Linked DNA regions of Homo sapiens: region 2 is linked to region 1. A link is a loop called in an ENCODE intact Hi-C map of the cell type or tissue named here. Cell type or tissue: endothelial cell of umbilical vein. All regions are shown on one strand.

Region 1 (2,500 bases):
TGCTAGTTCTATGCTTTATAACTCGAGTCCTTATTTATACAAAGAAAAGCTTTGCAATTCTGGCTCAGAAAAGATTTAATTAAAATCTTAGCTAAGGATCCTCATTCTCTTTACTTTCAATATGGAGAAAAGAAAGAGAAGTATTTATTTTTCCAGTAGCTTTCAGTTGATAATTTTAGGATTTAATAGCTAAATTATAATAGCACAAGTAAAATTTTATGTTGGTAATTTAATTTCTGGGATACCCTTAGCTAATAAATACACTTGGTGATTAGAAAAATGGAACATCAGGCTGGGCGCAGTGGCTCATGCCTGTAATCCCAGCACTTTGGGAGGCCGAGGCGGGCGTATCACCTGAGGTCGGGAGTTCAAGACCAGCCTGGCCAACATGGTGAAACCCCATCTCTACTAAAAATACAAAAATTAGCTGAGCCTGGTGGCACGCACCTGTAATCCCAGCTATTTGGGAAGCTGAGGCAGAATTGCTCAGCTTCTGAGCAATTTGAGAGAGAATTGCTTGAATCTGGGAGGCAGAGGTTGCAGCGAGCTGAGGTCACGTCACTGCACTCCAGCCTGGGTGACAGAGGAAAACTCCATCTCAAAAAAAAAAAAAAAAAAAGAAAAGAAAAAAAAAAAGAAAAATGTAACATCAGGTAGAATTATCCAAGTGTTTTTGTTTTTATTTTTATTTTTATTTTTTTTTAAGGCCAAACACAAATCCATCACAATTCTGGCACTTACTTTAAATGATAGGGTATTGGGCCGTATTTGTCAATCTCTTGTAAAGAAACCAGGGTGTTTTTATATTTACCTGAATATGTCTTTCTACCTCCACCACCTTTTCCATATTCATTCATGTAAATTATAAAAGTAAGGCAGTTACTGAGCCCAATATTCACTGATAACAAAGCAGGAAGCTTATGGGTATGAATCAGAGTGTGGATGACTCATTAAAAGCCAAATGTTTGTACGGAAAGCTCCCCTAAAATGGCACAAAAGCAAATATTTATAAACATGTTAAGAAAGCATTGTGGAACTCTTGGGAGGAGGGGTTAAAATATTGCCACACATTCCTAATTACACTATTACAATAAAACATTGCTTTGCTACCATGAAGTCTGACCCAGGCTCTAAACTCTTTAGCAATGGGGTTGCTCTAATTAGCTATAATAAGACTGATCCTGACTCACAGTGTGTCCGGAATTGGTGGGTTCTTGGTCTCACTGACTTCAAGAATGAAGCCACGGATCCTCGCGGTGAGTGTTACAGTTGGCGCGTCTGGAGTTTGTTCCTTCTGGTGTTCGGATGTGTTCGGAGTTTCTTTCTTCTGGTGGGTTCGTGGTCTCGCTGGCTCAGGAGTGAAGCTGCAGACCTTCGCGGTGAGTGTTACAGCTCTTAAGGCGGTGCGTCTGGAGTTGTTCGTTCCTCCCGGTGGGCTGGTGGCCTCGCTGGCTTCAGGATTGAAGCTGCAGACCTTCCCGGTGAGTGTTACAGCTCATAAAAGCAGTGTGGACTCAAAGAGTGAGCAGTAGCAAGATTTACCACAAAGAGCGAAAGAACAAATCTCCCACAACATGGAAACGGACGCAAGCTGGTTGCCACTACTAGCTCAGGCAGCCTGGTTTTATTCTCTTATCTGGCCCCACCCACTTCCTGCTGATTGGTAGAGCCCAGTGGTCTGTTTTGACAGGGCGCTGATTGGTGCCTTTACAATCCCTGAGCTAGACAGAAAGGTTCTCTAAGTCCACACCAGATTAGCTAGATACAGAGTGTGGACACAAAGGTTCTCCAAGGCCTCACCAGAGTAGCTAGATACAGAGTGTCGATTGGTGCATTCACAAACCCTAAGCTAGACACAGGGTGCTGATTGGTGTTTTTACAAACCTTGAGCTAGATACAGAGTGCTGATTGGTGTATTTACAATCCCTGAGCTAGACATAAAGGTTCTCCACGTCCCCACCAGACTCAGGAGCCCAGATGGCTTCACCTCGTGGATCCCGCACCGGGGCTGCAGATAGATGGAGCTGCCTGCCAGTCCCGCGTTGTTCGCCCGCACTCCTCAGCCCTTGGGTGGTCGATGGGACTGGGCGCCATGGAGCAGGGGGTGGCGCTCGTCAAGGAGGCTCGGGCCGCACAGGAGCCCACGGAGGGGGTCGGAGGCTCAGGCATGGCGGGCTGCAGGTCCCGAGCCCTGCCCCGCGGGAAGGCAGCTAAGGCCCGGTGAGAAATCGAGTGCAGCGCCGGTGGGCCGGCACTGCTGGGGGACCCAGTACACCCTCCGCAGCCGCTGGCCCGGGTGCTAAGCCCCTCATTGCCCGGGGCCGGCAGGGCCGGCCGGGCCGGCCGGCTGCTCCGAGTGCGGGGCCCGCCAAGCCCACGCCCACCCGGAACTCCAGCTGGCCCGCAAGCGCCGCGCGCAGCCCCGGTTCCCGCTCGCGCCTCTCCCTCCACACCTCCCTGCAAGCTGAGGGAGCCGGCTCCGGCCTTGGCCAGCCCAGAA
Region 2 (2,500 bases), 130 kb before region 1:
TGGTTTTATAAGATCAATGTAAAAAAAACTTTATATTAATATTTTACTACTTTTATTTTGAATATGTACCAAAGAGCATATGTTATATTTTAAAGCTAATTTGGTAATTTAGAATAAGACTTATAAAAGCAACTTCTTTCAGATTATATATTAACACATGTTGATTGCAGAATATTTGGATAATATAGATCAATACTGTATAACCTAATCCACAAAACCACTTTATTGTTATAGTCATGACTTTTATTTTTGTAATTAATTTCTCAAATCCTCACTTACCCTATCAGGAGACAGTCCAATATAGACTTTCCCCAAATTGTCCAAAGATACCATGGGCTGGGCATGGTGGCTCATGCCTGTAATCCCAACACTTTGGGAAGCCCAGGCAGGCAGGTTGCTTGAGTCCAGGAGTTCGAGACCAGCCTGGGCAACATGACAAAACCCCATCTCTACTAAAAATACAAAAATTAGCTGGGCATGGTGGCACGCATCTGTAGTTCCAGCTACTCGGGAGGCTGAGGTGGGAGAATCACCTGAGCTCAGGAGGTAGAGCCTGCAGTGAACTGAGATAACGCCACTGCACTCTTGCCTGGGCAACTGGAGTAAGACTCTGTCTCAAAAAAAGAAAAAAGAAAAGAAAAGAAAAGAAAAAGACACTATGGTCTTACTGGATCCAAAGAGTGACAAGGGTGAGTTGTGTTTCCATTGCTAGGTCTAGAGGGAAGTGGGAAGCTTGACCATTTCACTAGTGCTCTCCTTCCTTGCAGCCTCACAGGGCTCTGTGGAAGTATGGTCCTGCATGGTCCATGCTGTGGCAAATGCCCTTGCTGCATCTGGCCCTGCCTAGCCATGTAGGGCCCCAACCTGGGGTCCTACAATTATAGGTCTCTTGGAGTCCCTCTCAGTCAATGATAGTCACCATTTCCTGTATTCTCAGCATAGGACCAAAGTAGCTGGATCCCAAGAAGCTTCTAACTTAGCCACATGCTGTGCTTCCTCCAAGAATGCCTAAGCCCTTAAATTTATCCCAGGATGTCAACTTAGGTTTGCTGATTCCTAATGATAATTTTATTTCAGGTCCTCATTACTGTTCTCTGATAATGGGCCTTGGCCAGGTTACCCTGATCAATCTTGAAAAGAGCAGGGTAGAATATGTGTCCTTGCCTTTCCAGATGGTCAGGGCTCCATCCTCATATTATCCAACCACTTCATCAGGGACCAACTTTGTTTACCCTGGGTTTCAGAGAATGGCATAATACCAGAAGGATGGGTAAACTCTATTCCCAACATTTCCATAACTAAGGGGGGCAACTGGAATGACTTGGCAGGCGACAAATGAAATCCTGTTATGTCAATTAAAAAAAAATCCATGACCAAGCAGTAATATGTGGTCATTATAGAATATACAGAATATTACAAAGAAAATAAAAATCCTTCATAATCCCATCCACAGATAACCTGTTAATGCTGTAGAGGACTCTTGTCCTAACTTGCCTTCCCACCCACCGTTGCAGTACTCTTCCATACCCATCCAACAATTTAGACACGTTGCTGCTCTGAACACTCCATTCTTTACTTCTTTGTGCATTGTATTTCCTTGTCCTGCAATGCCTTCCTATTTTTCCCTGTTGAAATCTACTTCTTTTAAGGTCCAGATCGAATGTCACTTTCCTCTTAAGTGCATTCTGATTGCACCCTCTGAATGAAGCTCCACCTACTCGGACCACCCACAATTTGTACTTTACTTGAGGCACATATATCATGCCTTTGAACTGTACTAATTGTTGCAGTAGTGTCAACTCCACGACTAAACTGAAAGTTTGAGAGTAATTCCTACTTGAGAGTAAGAATTTTGTTGCATTCAACTTTTCCTTTTTTTTTTTTTTTTTTGGAGACAGGGTTTCGCTCTTGTTGCCCAGGTTGGAGTGCAATGGCGCGATCTTGGCTCACTGCAGCCTCTGCGTCTCGGGTTCAAGTGATTCTCTCGCCTCAGCCTCCTGAGTAGCTGGGATTACAGGCACCCACCACCATGCCCAGCTAATTTTTGTATTTTTAGTAGAGACGGGGTTTCACCATGTTGGCCAGGCTGGTCTCAAACTCCTGACCTCAGGTGATCCACCTGCCTCAGCCACCCAAAGTGCTGGGATTACAGGCATGAGCCACTGCGCCCAGCCCATATTCAACTTTTCATCTCCCATGTCAACTGGTACAATGCCTTCCTTGCAAATAGTATGTACTCAGCAAATGTTTGTTAAAAAACACATGTGTGTACCTAGCAATAGAGAGATAACATATCAATTAACTTGGCCTAGTCAAATTCTTTAACTTTATTAAAATAAAAAATGATAAGGCCAGGTACTGTGGTTCACACCTGTAATCCCAGTGACTCAGGAGACTGATAAAGGAGGATCACCTGAGGCCTGGAATACAAGACCACCCTAAACAACAAAGCAAGACCCTGTCTCCACAACAAATTAAAAAATTAGCCAGGCATGGTGGT

Evidence for each region. A loop is a pair of places that touch in the nucleus more often than their neighbours do. Peaks named below come from ENCODE experiments on the same cell type or tissue, not always from the same donor. Only the 100,000 strongest peaks of a DNase experiment are listed, where the experiment ranks them.
Region 2: it touches region 1 in a loop (17-fold over the local background); 3 of 110 quality-filtered maps call a loop at or near these places.

The regions. Positions count from the first base shown.
Region 1 is chr2:190,758,902-190,761,401 of GRCh38, forward strand. LOC124907946 (a long non-coding RNA gene) reads right to left here and starts at 1,600. Exons shown (of 2, transcript XR_007087780.1): 1 at 1,191-1,600. RefSeq lists an enhancer at 908-2,107. In endothelial cell of umbilical vein, no CTCF peak of the experiment used is centred here; a DNase peak (open chromatin) is centred at 980; H3K27ac peaks cover 863 bases.
Region 2 is chr2:190,631,440-190,633,939 of GRCh38, forward strand. All of the region lies in intron 4 of NEMP2-DT (NEMP2 divergent transcript), which reads left to right. It also overlaps a transcript of NEMP2 not described here. Among named protein-coding and RNA genes, the nearest start is that of NAB1, 16 kb to the right of the region's middle. In endothelial cell of umbilical vein, no CTCF peak of the experiment used is centred here; no DNase peak of the experiment used is centred here.